Linked DNA regions of Homo sapiens: region 2 is linked to region 1. Evidence: chromatin loops called from intact Hi-C (ENCODE). Cell type or tissue: A673. All regions are shown on one strand.

What was found. Hi-C counts contacts between places; a loop is a spot of excess contacts. Peaks named below come from ENCODE experiments on the same cell type or tissue, not always from the same donor. Only the 100,000 strongest peaks of a DNase experiment are listed, where the experiment ranks them.
Region 2: it touches region 1 in a loop (9-fold over the local background); 1 of 110 quality-filtered maps calls a loop at or near these places.

What each region holds. Positions count from the first base shown.
Region 1 is chr1:190,629,101-190,637,100 of GRCh38, forward strand. All of the region lies in intron 1 of LINC01720 (long intergenic non-protein coding RNA 1720), which reads left to right. Among named protein-coding and RNA genes, the nearest start is that of LINC01720, 8.2 kb to the left of the region's middle. In A673, a CTCF peak has its summit at 4,565 (motif pointing right); a DNase peak (open chromatin) is centred at 4,601.
Region 2 is chr1:190,820,238-190,828,237 of GRCh38, forward strand. No RefSeq gene overlaps it. Among named protein-coding and RNA genes, the nearest start is that of LINC01720, 200 kb to the left of the region's middle. RefSeq lists a silencer at 3,809-4,009. In A673, no CTCF peak of the experiment used is centred here; DNase peaks (open chromatin) are centred at 3,254 and 5,314; H3K27ac peaks cover 3,471 bases.

The sequences.
Region 1 (8,000 bases):
AATGAAGAATTTACTCAATGTTTTATTTCACATTCATAGTTTGAGATCTTAGATTAAGTCTTTAAACTATTTTAATTAGACTTTTGGATATGGTGAGAAACAGGAATTTAGTTTCATTCTTCTGCATATATATATCAATTTTTTTCCAGGGGCATTTATTGAAGACATCGTCGTTTTCCCATTGTATATTCCTGACACCATTGTCTAAAATGAGTTCACTGTAGATGTATGGATTTGTTTCTGGGTATTGTTTCCTGTTGCATTGCTCTATGTGTCTGTTTTTATGCCAGTACCATGCTGTATTGGTTACTATAGCTCCGTAGTGTAATTTGAAGTAAGATAATGTGATTTCTCCAGTTCTGTTGCTTTTGCCCAGTATAACTTTGGTTATTCTGGGTCTTTTATGCTTCCACATAAATTTTACAATGTTATTTCTACTTTATTGAAGAATGTCATTGGTATTCTGATAGGGATTAAAGTGAATCTGTAGATTGCTTGGGTGGTATGGACATTTTTAACAATATTGATTCTTTCAATCCATGAACATAGAATACCTCTCCATTTTTTTGTGTGTGTGTTCACTTTAACTTCTCTCACCAATGTTTCAGTTTTCACTGTAGGAATCTTTAAGTTGTTTGATTAAGTTAATCTCTAGGTATTTAATTGTATTTTCAGATATTATAAATGCTATTACTTTCTTGATTTCCTTCTCAGATTATTTTCTGTTGGCATGTAGAAATGCTACTGACTTTATATGTTAATTTTGTATCCTTCAACCTTACTGAATTTGCTTATCAGTTCTAATAGTTTTTTCGTGGATTATTTAGGTTTTTCCAAGTATAAAATCATGTAATCTGAAAACAAGGATACTTTGATTTTTCCTTTTCAATTGGGATGCCCTTTATCTCTTTCTTTTATGTGATTGCTCTGTCTAGAACTTTCAATGCTATGTTGAATAACAGTGATAAAAGTGGACATCGTTGTCATGTTTCAAATCTTAGAAGAAAGCCTTTCAGTTTTTCCTCATTCAGTATGATACTAGCTTTGGGTCTGTCAGGTATGGCTTTTATTATGCTGATGTATGTTCATTCTTTACCCAGGTTTTTTTACAGTTTTTTTAAATATATATTCTTATTATACTTTAAGTTCTAGAGTTTTTATCATGACAGGGTGTTGAATTTTATCAAATAATTTTTCAACATCAATTAAAATGATCATATTGTTTTCTGTCCTTTATTCTGTTGATATAGTATATCACACTGATTGATACGCCTATGTTGAACCATCCTTGCATCCTTGGGATAATTCCAACTTGGTCATGATGAAGAATCTTTTAATATATTTTTGAATTTTCTTTGCTAGTATTTTGTTAAGGATTTTTGCATAAATGTTCAACAGAGATATTGGCCTGTAGTTTTTTGTTTTATGTGTCTTTGTCTAGTTTTGATATCAGGGTAATACTGGCCTCATAGAATGGGTTTGAAAGTATTCCTTCTGCCTCTGTTTTTTGGAATAGTTTGTGTAGGATTGGCATATGTTATTTAAATATTTGATAAAATTCAGCAGTGAAACCACTGGGTCCTTGACTTTTATTTGCTAGAGTCATTTTATTATGGATTTGATCTCATTACTTGTCATTGGTTTGTTCAGGTTTGAATTTCTTCACAGTTCACTTGTATGTGTCGAGGAATTTATCCATTTCCTCTTTAGAGACTAATATGAGCAACGGTATGCCAATTTATTGGCATATAGTGTAGCCTCTAATGATCACTTGAAATTTTGCACTAACAGCACTAATGTCTCTGTTTTCATCTCTTATGTTATTTATTTGGGTCTTCTCTCTCTCTCTCTCTCTCATTTATTTTCTTCTTAAAAAAAGAGTTTTCAATTAGTCGACCTTTTGTATTTTTCTTTGTTTCAATGTTATTTATGTCCACTTTGTTCTTTATTATTTCTTTTCTTCAACTAGCTTGGCATTTCGTTTGCTCTTGCTTTTCTGGTTCTTTCAGATGAACGTTAGGTTGGCTATTAGGTTTTTTCTTTTTTCTTTTTTTTTTTTTTTTTTTGATGTGGGCACTTATAAACTTCCCTCTTTCTACTGCTTTTGTGGTATCCCATGTATTTTGGTACATGGTGTTTTCATTATAATATTTTTTCAACATTTAAAAAAATGTTATTCTTAATCTGTTCATTGACCCACTGGTCATTTAGGTTTATATCATTTAATTTTCTTGTGTTTTATAGTTTCCAAAATTTTTCTTGTTGTTAATTTCTAGTTTTATTCCATTGTGGTCAAAGAAAATACTTGATGTTATTTCAATATTTTTGAATATTTTAAGACTTGCTTTATGGTTGAACATATCACCTATCATTGAAAATTAGCCATGTGATGAGGAGAAGAATGTTTATTCTGTAGCCATTTGATGAAATATTCTGTAAATATCTACTAAGTCCATTTGGCCTACAGTGCACGTTAAGTCTGATGATTTTCTGTCCAGATGATCTGTCCGATACTGAAAGCGGGATGTTGAAGTCTCCAGATATTATTGTATTTGGGTCTTTCTCTCTCTTTAGCTCTAATGATATTTGCTTTGTATGCCTAGGTGTTCCAAGTGTTGGTTGCACATACATTTACAATTGTTATATCATCTTGTTGTATTGATCCCTTTATCATTATATAATAGCCTTGATAGTTTTTATCTTGAAATCTATATTGTTCATTATAAGCATAGCTATTCCTGCTCCTTTTTGGTTTCTAATTGCATAGAATATCTTTTTTTCCATCCCATTATTTTCAGTCTGTGTGTCCTTACAGGTGAAGTGTGTTTCTTGAGGCAACAGATAAATGGTTCTTTTTTCGTTGTTGTGGTTCATTTTGCCACCCACTCTATGTCTTTTGATTGGAGGATTCAATCCATTTAAATTCAATGTTACTTTGGATAAGTAAGGACTTACTCCTTTTATTTTCTTCTTTGCTTTCTGGTTGTTTTCTGGTCTTCTTTCTCTCCCTTATTTTCTTCCTTCCTGTCTTTCTTTTAGTAAAGGTAATTTTTTTTCAGGTGTTATGTTTTAATTTATTTATATTATTTTTTGTATCCGTTGTATGTTTTTTTCTTTATTTGAGGTCACCATGAGGCTTGCAAATACTATTTTATAACCCATTATTCAAACTGATGACAAGTCAACACTGATTGCATAAATAAACAAACAAGCAAAATGAAAGCAAATAAAAACTCCATATTTTAAACTCATCTCCCCGCATTTTAGCATTTTGTTGTTTCTTTTTATGTCTTACTGTGCTGTCTTAAAAAGTTGTTGTATTAATAGTTAATGTTTTTGATTGGTTTATCTTTCATCTTCCTACTCAAGATATGAGTGATTTAAACACCACAATTACTGTATTATAATTTTCTGTATTTTTATCTGCACTTACTATTACCCATGACTTTTATACCTTTAAATAATTTCTTATTGCTCCATCTTGTCTTTCAGACTGAAGAACTCCCTTTAGCATTGTTTTGTAGGACAGGCCTGGTGTTTATGAAATCCCTCAGCTTTTGTTTGTCTGTGAAAGTCTTCATTTCTCCTTCATGTTTGAAGAATTTTTTTTGCCAGATATTCTATTGTAAGGTAAATGGATTATTTTTTCCTTCAGCACTTTAAATGTGTCATGTCACTCTCTTCTGGTCTGTAAAGTTTCCACTGAAAAGTTTCCTGCCAGAAGTACTGGAGCTCCATTCTATATTATTTGTTTTGTTTTGTTTTGTTTCCTTTTGTTGCTTTTAGGATCCTTTCTTTATCTTTGATTTTTGGGAGTTTGATTATTAAATGCCTTGACATAGTCTTCTTTGGGTTAAATCTGCTTGGTGTTCTATAATCTTCTCTTACTTCAATATTGATATTTTTCTCTAGTTTTGGGAAGTTTTATGTTATTATTCCTTTGACTAATCTTTCTACCACCGTTTCTTTCTCTACCTCCACTTTAAGGTCAATAACTACTACATTTGCCCTTTTAAGGCTACGTTTTTAAATCCTGTAGGTGTACTTCATTGTTTCTTGTTCTTTTTTTTTTTTTTTTGTCTCCTTTGATTGTGTATGTTCATAGAGATTGTCTTTAAATTGACTAATTCTTCCTCCTGCTTGATCAATTCTCCTATTAAGAGACCCTGTATGTTCATCACATTTCTCGACTCCAGAATTTCCACTTGACTCTTTCTAATTATTTAAATCCCTTTGTTAAATTTATCAGATAAAATTCTCAATTCCTCCTCTGTGTTTTCTTGAATTTCTTTGCATTTCCTCAAAACAGCTATTTGAATTATCTATCTGAAAGGTAACATATCTCTGCTTTCCGGGATTGGTCCGTTGTGCCTTATTTAATTCATTTGGTAAGATTATCTTTTTCTGGATGGTGTTCATGGTTGTGGATTTTTGCTGGTGGCTGGGTATTGAAGAGTTAGGCATTTACTGTAGTCTTCACAGTCTTGGCTTGTTTGTACCCTTCCTTCTTAGGAAGGCTTTGCAGGTATTTGAAGGGACTTGGGTGTTGTGATCTAAGTTTTTGGTCACTGCAGCTGTATCTACAGTAGAGGGCACCTCAAGCCCATTAATGTAGTTCTTGCAGACTTGTAGAGGTACTACCTTGGTGGTCTTGGATACAATCTGGCAGAATTCTCTGGATAACCAGGCAGAGGCTCTTGTTCTATTTCCTTACTTTCTCCCCCTAAATGGAAACTCTCTCTGTGTGTGCCAACCTGCCTGGAGCTGGGTGTGGGGTGACAAAATTACCCCTGTGACCACCACCACTAGGACTGTGCTGGGTCAGACCTGAGGTCAGTAAAGCACTGAGTCTCGCCCAAAGCCCGTTGTAACCACCGTTTGGCTACTAGCTGTGTTTGCTGAAGACCCTAGGGCTGTATGATCAGCTGGTAGCAAAAGCTATTCAGAAGTCTTTATGTCCTTCCCTCATGGCAGAAAGTGCCATGGACTTGGGGTCCTGGGCAAATCCAGAGATGCTCTCTGAGAGCCAGTACCTGAAGTCAGATACCCAAAAAAAACACATGATGTGTTATTTCACTGCAGCTAAGCTGACATCAAAATCACAAGACAAAGTTCTTCCAACTCTTCTCTCCCATTTCCTCAGGCAGTGAAGTCTCCGCTTGTGTCTATCACCACTTCAGGCCCATGTGGACTACTGCCAAGGTACTGCTGATGTTTGCTTAGGGCCCAAGGTCTCTTCAGTCAGGTTGTGGTGAATGTTGCTAGGCCTGCTATCACTGGGCAGAACTCAACCTGTGTTCACAGAGGAAGCATTTATGCCAGCCCTAACCAGCGAGGACTCACCTATCCCAGTGGTTGGAACTTAAGTTTTAGCAAACCTCATTTCCATGAGCTACAGTGCTCTGGGGTTCTAAATAAACTTGAAAGGCTCTCTAGGCCACAAGGACTGCAACTCCTAGGCAAGTTCTAGTGCCGTATTGGGCTTGGAGCCAGTAAACTTGTGGGGCATGTGACCCAGTGACACATTCACTCTTTGGGGCAGTAGGCTAGTCTCTGGCCCAGAGTAGGTTCAGAAATGCTGTCCAAGAGCCAAGGCCTGGAATTGGAGGCCCCAAGAGCCCACTTAGTATTATTTCTCACTGTGGCCAAGCTGGCACCTAAACTGTAAGACAAAGTTCCCTTTATTCTTCCCTCTTATTTTCTCAAGAAGGAGGGGTCTTTCCTAACAGCCACCACAGCTGTGAATATGCTGGGTCACACTTGAAGCCTACACACCTCCGAGTCTCACCCAAGACCCATGGTTTGTACTAACTAATTACAACTGCTGATTATTCAAGACCCAAGAACTCTTCAGTCAGGTGATAAATCCCACCAAGACTGAGTCCTTCCTTTCAAGGCAGTTATGTCCCTTCTGGCTCAGAATGTATCTAGAAACATCATTTGGGAGCTAGAACATGAAATGGGGTCCTAACAACTCTTCCCAGTGCCCTATACTACTGTGGCTGAAGTAATATCCAAGTTGCAAAACAAAGTCCTCTTTACTCTACCTTCTCCTCTCCTCAAGCAGAAGGAAGGGCTGTATTTCAGAGCTGTGTTCTGATTTGCCAGGGTTGGGGGAGTAGTGGTGCAAGCCCTTTTTAAACTGTCACTGCTCACATCTCACTGGGTCACATGCCCCACAAGTTCACCGGCTCCACGCCCAGTATGACACTATGACTTGTCTAGGAATTGCAGTCCTTGTGGCCTAGACAGCCTTTCAAGCTTATTTAGAATCCCAGAGCACTGTAGCTCATGGCAACGAGGTTTGCCAAAACTTACGTTCCAGTTTCTTGGATAGGTTGATCCTCTCTGGTTAGAGCTGGCATAAATGCTCCCTCTGTGGGCTCCCTCCAAATTTTGCCCCATGATAATAGCACTGAGTTCCCGCAATTGCTGAACTCTTTGTCGCCTAAGTGCACAGATTCTGTCTGCATGCTACTGGGCCACTGCTAGAGGATGAGGAAGTTGTGATGTAAGTGCTTCAAGACTGTTTTTCCTACCCTCTTCAGTGCCATGTCCAGCAGTGTGAAGTTAAAACCAGGTATTCTGATTGCTCACCTGATTTTTGGTTCTTATGAAGGTGCTATTTTGTGTAGATAGCTGTCAAATTTGATGTTCCTATGGGGAAGACAATTGGTGGATGCCTCTATTTGGCCACCTTTCTCCCTCCCCTCCGTCTCTATCATATTCTTTCAGTATCTGAAATAAAAATACTTGCTGATATATAGTTAGAAGACACATTCTGTTTCTCTGCCAGTGTAAATGGTCTGCTTTATTTTCTAGTCCATCATTTGTAATTTTCTGAGACAGGAATTAGAATAATTTCCTTTGCATACACAGTCATAAATTAGAAATTATACAAATGATTTTCATTTATTTTACTTTTAAATATTTGTTTTACATGTGTTTAACAAGAGGAGAAAATGTTCTTATACACAGATGCATGGCAAGGCATATGTCAGAAGATCTAAAAGTATTTTATTTTTATGGTTTAATACAAATATTTTAAAATGTCTTTGTTAGACATTTCATGTTTGAAAGAAATCCACTAGTTTTGCAGATCCCTTTTACTAACTATAAAATAATCAGAACAGAAAAGTAAACTTTTTTCTCAATATTTTATTTGAAATTTATAATAAATATGAAACTGCTCTTAGTAATTCTAATTAATGTATCTTTCTATTGGTTATATCATAAACCATATATTTGCAAACAATACCACTTCAAACTCAACTTAATCACACTCCATAATAATTACCATAGACAATAGTCATTTTAATATTCTACTAGAACTGTATTATCATTTGCACAACCTACTCACATAATAATTATTTGAAAGTAAATAACTATGAAATTCTAAAACATCTTCAATGACCTTAATTATTTTATTACAAGTTATAATCTTATGATACAAAGATCTAATGGTTTACCTTTGCCTTACTCATGAAAATAATGAAACAAACTATTTTTATTATACATATGAAAGTATTAATTTGATATTTAAAATAAAATCTAATGGTTTACCTTTGCCTTACTCATGAAAATAATTAAACAAACTATTTTGATTATACATATTAAAGTATTAATTTGATATTTAAAATACATCTAATATTAATATATTATGCAGTATGTCCATTTTTTTTAAATGCTACTATATGTGATATTTGCCTCAGAGGTAAAGAATAGAACATATTAAATTAATGTCTTGACCCATAATTTATCACAAACTCCATATGTCAAGTATATAGTGTACCTTATTTTTATTAAGTCAAAATTGATTTAATTGAACTATGTCTTTTTATTTGTAGCCAATTATCATTCAGTCAAATAATTTTGCTTAAAAATTACTAGTATAACTACTCGGGTATATAAGAATTAATTTTCTTTACATCAAGAGTAAGGCTTGTCAATATGAGTTGGAAGCACGGATAGGCTTCTTAATAATTTTTAACACAGATTTG
Region 2 (8,000 bases), 190 kb after region 1:
AATCTTAAAATGTGTATGGAACCACAAAAGACCGAGAATATCCAAAGCCATCCTGAGCAAAAAGAACAAAACTGGAGGATTCACATTTTCTAATTTCAAATTATACTACAGAGCTGTAGTAACCAGCATGATACTGGCATAAAAACAGACACACAGAGCAATGGAACAGAAAAGAGGACACGGAAATAAATTCACACATCTACAGTGAACTCATTTTTTCACAAGGATGCCAAGAACATATATTGGGGAAATGATAGTTTCTTTAATAAATTGTGCTACGAAACTGGATATCTATATGCAGAAGAATAAAACTACACCCCTCATTATATACAACTGTCAAACCAAAATAGATTGAAGATTTAAATCGAAGACCTCAAACTATAGAACTTCTAAAAGAAAACATTGGAGAAACTCTCCAGGACATTGGTCTAAGCACAGGCAACCACAACAAAAATGGGCAAATAGGATCACATGAAGTTAAAAATCTTCTGCAGGGTGAGGAAAACAATCAAAAACCCACAGAATAGGAAAAAAATATTTTCAATCTATTCATTTGACAAGAGATTAATAACCAGGATATATAATGTTCTCAAACAATTCTATAGGAAAAAATCTAATAATCTTATTTAAAAATTGGCAAAATATCTGAATAGACATTTCTCAAAAGAAGACATATGAATGGCAACAGGTATATGAAAAAATGCTTGATATCATTGTTCATCACAGAAATGAGAATCAAAACTACAATCATCTTACCCGAGTTAAAATGACATTTTTTTTTTCCAAAGGACAGGCAATAATGAATACTGGTGAGGTTTTTGAGAAAGGGAACTCTCATACACTGTTGGTGAGAATGTAAATTACATGTGCAATCATGTAAATGTAATGTAATGTACAATGTAAAAACAATGTACAACCACTGTGGAGAACAGTTTGAAGTTTCCTCAAAAAATGAAAATAGAACCATCATATGATCCAGCAATTCCACTTCTGGGTATGTACCCAAAATAAAGAAAATAAGTATATCAAAAATAGATCTACATTCCCATGTTTATTGTAGCACTATTCACAATATCCAATATTTGGAAGCAAGCTAAGTGTCCATCAGCAGAGAAATGGATAAAGAAAATATGGTACGTATACACAGCAGATACTATTCAGCTCTAAAAATGAATGAGATCCTGTCATTTGGAACATGGATGGAACTGGAGGACGTTATGTTAAGTACAATAAGCCAGGCACAGAAAGACAAACCTCACGTGTCCTCACTTATTTGTGGAACCTAAAAAAAGAAAAGTGAAACAATTGAACTTATGGATATAGAGTAGAATGATACTTTCCAGAGGCTGGGAAGGTTAGCTGGAGGGTGGAAGGGGATATAAGGATGGTTAATTGGTACAAAAATCTAGTTAGATAGAACAAATAATATCTAGTATTTGATAGCACAAGAGGGTGACTACAGCCAATAATAATTTATCGTATATTTTAAAATAACCTAAAAGAGTATTATTTGATTGTTTTTAGGACCTAGAAAGAATAAAGGCTTTGTTGATAGATACCCCATTTACCCTGATGTGATTAGTGTGCATTGCATTTCTGTATAAAATATCTTATGTATCTCATAAATATATATACCTACCATGTACCCATATACATTAAAAATAAAAATTAATTTTAAAAATGCAAAAAAGAAATATTACTGAAATGCATAGTTACACATATTTTGAAATTAAAAAACAAAGTTCTGAATAGCAAATGAGTCAAAAGGTAAGTCACAAAAAATATTTTCAAACAGTTTGAATTTACCAAAAAATAAAAATTTAACTTACCTAAATTTGAGAGTTGCAACAAAAGCACTTAGTTAGAAATTTATAGCGTCGAATGCATAAACTCCATTAGAAAAGAAAAAATATCTCCAATCAATAATACAAACTTTGCTTTAGGAATTTAGAGAAAATGGAGAAAAGTAACCTTCAATTAAGCAGCAGAAAATAAATATAAATAATATTAGAGGTAAACAAAAATTGTATTTAATTTTTTATTAAATAACAAAACAGAAATATAACAAATAAATTTTTGAAGCTATTATATGTTTATTAAGATTAAGAAAAGCAACTGCTAGCAAAAGTAACCAAATTAAAAACAAAAATAAAACAGAAAACACACATCAATTTCATAAATGAAAGGTAGGTTATCACTATTGATGTATTAAAGGAATCGTCATATTAAGAGAATTACCACACACAACTTAGTCCACTCAAATCTGATTATTTTAATAAAAGGTACACCTTTCTTGGAAGAAAAAAATCACAAAAATTCACACAAGAAAAAATAGGTAATCTGAATTGATTTATTAATATTATAGAAAATTATTCCATAATTAAAAACATTTTAAGAAAGGAAGCACCTGATTCAGATTATTTGACTGTTGAATTTTACCTACACTAAATGAAGAAGTGATAACAATTCTTCACAATCTCTTCCAGAAAAAGAAAATAGAGGAAATGCTTACTAACTGATTCTTAAAGTCAATATTATTATAATATCCAAATCAGGTAAAGATATTATTAAAAGAAACAATTGGCCTGTATTTCTCATTAATACTGATGCAAGGATGCTTAATAATGTATTAGCAAGTTGAATTCAACAGTATATAAAAAGAGTTATACAAAAAAAACTGAGTGTGATTTCTTTCTGATATGTAGTATTAGTTCCATATTTAAAAATCAGTGTAATCCACCACTGATGAACATAACAAAGAAGAATAATCATATGACAATACCAATTGACAGAGGAAAAAAATGTCAAATCCAACACCCAATCACGCAAAACAAACAAGCAAAGAAACAAAACTCTCAGTAAACTGAGTAGAGAGAAGATTTCTCAGCTTCATAAAGATCATGAGCCCAGACATGGTGACTCATGCCTCTAACCCCAGCATGGGATTGGGAGGACAAGGTGGGTGGATCACCTGAGGTCAGGAGTTTGAGACCAGCCTGGCCAACATGGTGAAATCCCGTGGCTGCTAAAAATACAAAAATTAGCTGGGTGTGGTGGCACACACCTGTAATCCCAGCTACTCAGGATGCTGAGGCACAACAATAATTTGAACCTGGGAGGTGGAGGTGGCAGTGAGCCGAGATCACACCACTTTAGCCTAGACAACAGTGTGAGACTCTGAAGAAAAAGAAAGAAAAGAAAGAGAGAAGGAAGGAAGGAAGGAAGGAAGGAAGGAAGGAAGGAAGGAAGGAAGGAAGCTCAATAATATTCTGGAAGTCCTACATAGTACAATATAAGAAAAAAATAAAGGTTACATATTAGAAAGCAAGAAAAAATTACTTGCATTGTTTGCGGACAACATGAACGTCAATGAGGAAAGCCCCAAAGAAATGACAATAAGAAATTCTGGAATGATTAACTGAGTATAGCAAGATCACAGGGTACAGGATTTAAATATAAAAGTCAATTGCTTTTGTATATGCCAGTAATGAATAATTATAATTTGATATTTAAAAATACAATAGCACACGCAAAAAAGGAAATGGGTATAAGTCTTTCAAAATATGTACAGCATATACATGTAGAAAACTATAAAGCTCTAATAAAAGCAATACACAAAAATCTAAATAAACAGAGAGATAATAATTTATTTATGGATCAGAATACCCAATGTTGTTAAGATATCAACTCTTACCAATTATACATATGTTCAACAAAATCTCTCTCTAAATCCCATCAAATTGTACTTTTCTTGGTGTAGACATACTGATTCTAAAGGTTATAAGACAAGTCAAAAAACCTAGAATAATCAATACTACTTCGCTTAAGAAGAACAAAGTTAGAAGACACACTCTACCCAATCTCAAGGCATACCACAAAGCTAAGGCAAACAAGACAGCATGGTTCTCGTGAAAAGATAGATACCTAAAGCATTAAGACAGGAAAAAATGTTGAGATACAGCCCCACAGAAATACAGTCACCTGACAAAAAGGAAAGGCATTTCAATAAAAGAAGACTGATCATTTCACCAAATGGCATTGGAATAATTGGGTGTCCTTATGCAAAACAAAACAGAGAAGCAAAAAACTAGAAAAAGACCTTATACTTTTCACTAAAATTAACTCATAATAGATTGTCAGATTAAATGTAAAACATAAAATTTAAAAAAAAATTGTAGAAGAAAATGTTGGTGATCTTAGATTTGTATGAGCTTTTAAGTATATTTCTAGATGAATAACCCATGGCAGAAAAAACAAAGTGATAAACTAGATATTACTAAGTTAAAAACTACTGCTCATAACAGCATCTTAGTAGCAAAGGATACTGTTTAAAAAATTTAAAGTACAGACTCATAAGCTTTTTTCAAAACGAATATCCCATAAAGGACTTGAATAAAAAATATACAAAAAATATTGTAAAACTCAACAATTAGAAAACAAGCAACCCAATTTAAAAATGGGCAAAAGATCTAAATAGACACTTCAGCTTACATAAACAAATAGAAAATAAACATACAAAGTCATACTCAATGTCACTTGTCATTAGGGAATTGCACGTTAAAACTCTAGTGAAAGTTCAGTATATGCCTGTTAGAATGGTTTAAATAATAAAATAACACACTGACAATACCAATCTTTGGCAAGAATGTAGAACTACAGGGATTCTCATTCATTGCTGGTGGAGATGCAAAATGGTACCATAACCTTGGACAACAGTTTAGCACTGTCTTCTAAAGCAAAACATGTTCTTACCACACAATTCAATATTCATGTTCCTAGGTATGTATCCAACTGATTTTTAAAAATTTATGTCTATGTAAAACCTGCATGCAAATGTGTATAGATGCTTTATTAATGGTATCCAAAAACTGGAAGTAACAAAGATAGCCTTCAATATGTTAATGGACAAACAAACTGTGGCACAGCCATAAAATAAAATGTTATTCTGCAGTAAAAAAAAATAATGAGTCTCAAGCCACAAAAAGACATGGATGAACCTTAAATGCACATTGCTAAATGAAAGACTCCAGTTTAAAAGGGATGTTAATTGTACCATTCCAATGATGTAACATTCTAGAATAGGCAGGCTGTGGCAATGGTAAAAATATCAGTGGTAACCAGGAATGAAGCAGAAAAGAGAAGGTTGAGAAGCACAGGGAAACTTTTAAGAAAGCAAAACTATTCTTTATGGTACTATAATGGTGGATACAATATATTATGCGTTTGTTAAAACCCATAGTACATTACAGGTTAAAGATTGAGCTTTAATTATGCAAATTTTAAAGTCAGGAAGTTGAATATCCCAGAAAGGAATGTAGACTGTGACAAGAAAATATATGTGTATTACAAATTTATGAAACTACTGATCTCTAAGTAACTGGAAATAAGTGGAGTCTGTAAAACTTTAGGATAAAAGGAAACCTGAACAGAAGTATGATACTCTAGGTAATCAAGTTGCTTCCCAGGAGATTTCAGCCTAACAATTCTGAGGCTGCCAAAACTGCATACTGGAATGGAACAATGAAGTAAATGAATGTCAAGTGAAACAGCTAAAATAATTCACATAGTAATGGATTACTTGGAGACCACAGAATAAACTTATGTTTAGCTTAATATGAATAGAGATGCTTACATATAAAACTATTTGTTGATATATGCATATGCACGAGTTCATATACCCACAAACAGTTCCTTTTTCTTTCGACTGAGAAGATATAAGAATACTCCAAAAACAATGAACACAATAGCACCCAGTTCTTGGTTTCTAATACCATTTTCTAATAAAAGGAAATAGGGCTCCTTAGAGAAATGGCTGATTATAAGACAGCACTGGAAATATATAAGATGAAACTAGAGCACCTTGTAGTACCAGAATGTAAGAAAATGATAAATAAAATACCCATATTAATAAGGTTATGTCACAAAGACACAGGAACCAATTGAAAACTCACCCAATGGTTAACAATAGAACAATCTGAGCAATGACAACAACAAATTAAAATTGTGGAGAAAAGAGAACTCTCATACACTGTTGGTGAGAATGTAAATTAGTATAATCTTTACGGTAAACAGCATGAAGATTTCTCAAAGGACTAAAAATAGAATTAGCATTTGATCTAGCCATCACACTACTGGGTATCTACTCAAAGGAAAAGAAACTGCTATATAAAAACGGTATTTGCACGCATATGTTTATCACAGCACTATTCACAATAGTGGAGATATAAAATCACCCTAAATTGCCATCAACAAACGGTTGGCTGAAGAAACGTGATACATATGCACAAGGGAATAGTATTTGGCCATAAAAAAGGATGAAATCATGTGTTTTGCAGCAACATGGATAGAACTGGAGGTTATCTTATGTGACAAAAGTCAGAAAGATTAATACTGCATGTTCTCACTTATAAGAGAAAGCTAAATAATGTGTACGCTTGGATATAGAGTGTGGAACAATAGACTATGGAGATTCAGAAGGGTGAGGGAGTGAGAGTGGTGTGGATGAAGAGAAATTACTAATGGGTAAGAAGTACATTATTTGGGCAATGGATAGCCTAAAAACCCTGGCTTCACCACTATTCAAACTACATATGTAACAAAATTGCACTTGTGCCCCTAAAATTATACAAATTAAGATATAATTTTAAAATAGTATTAGATTTGTATCCCAAAGAGTAAAATAAATAATCATGAATTCATACTTATATAAATAAATGATTGAGTAAATATATAAATGCGGAAGACACAAGTCTTCTGTGTAGAGGAATTCCAAACAAGAGGAAATTTCACCCTTAAGGAGCTGGTGCATAATTGCATGCTCCTTCGTGTGGGCTGCAATCAGTGTCTTTCTTCCAGAAAGTACAATTTGTAAATGTGAACAGAAAGAATAACTCTACAGTGGAGAAACCTGACAAACCCAGCCTCCACAAGGCAATCAAAATACCAACAGTGAAAAGTCACTGATATGTCTACAAAATACCGGTCTTGTACTCAAAATTGTCAAAGCTATCAAAGTGAAAGAAAACCTGGAGAACCTGTCACAGCCAAACAGAGCCTGAGGAGTTATGATGACTAAATTTAATGTGGTATCTAGGATAGGACCCTGAAACAGGAAATGAACATCAGCTTTAAACTATGGAATAAAACTGAAAAAATCTGAATAATGTATGAATTTTAGCTGAGAAAAATTCATTGATGTTTCACTAATTGTTTCAAATCAACCATACTAAAGTAAGATGTAATGTAAGATAATATTGCAGAGACTGGATGCAGTGTGTATGATAACTGTGTATTCAGTGTGATATTTTGGTACATATTAATATATTCAGTGTGAAATGATCATGTCAGGGAATTAGCATATCACCTAAAGCATTTATCATTTCTTTGTATTGGGAACATTCAAAATCCTCTCTTCTAGCTACTTGAAAATGCATAATGAATTATTGTTAAGTATACTCATCCTACAGTGCTATAAAACACTAGAACTTATTCCTCTTATCTAGCTGTAGTTCGTGTATGTTAACCAATCTGTTCCTATCCCTCCTCCTCCTACTACTCTTCCCAGCCTCTAGTAGCCGCTTCTATGAGATTAACTTTTTAAACTTCCACATGAATGAGAAAATTTGGTATCTATTTTTCCATGGCTGACTTATTTTTCCTAACATAGTGTCCTCCAGGTTCATTGACATTGCCTCAAATGACAGAATTTCGTTCTTTTTGTGGCTGAGTAATATTCCATTGTGCATATATATTACATTTCCTTTATTCATCTCTTGATAGATATATAGATTGAGTCCATATCTTGCCTATCATGCATACTGCTGCAATAAACATGGGGGTGCAGATATTTCTTCGACATAATAATTTAATTCCTTTTGAATATGTACCCAGTACTGGGTAATGGGATTGTTGGATAATATGGTAGTTCTACTTTAAAATTTTGAAGGAAACTTCATACTGTGTTCTATAATGACTGTATTAGTTTACATTTCAAGCACAGT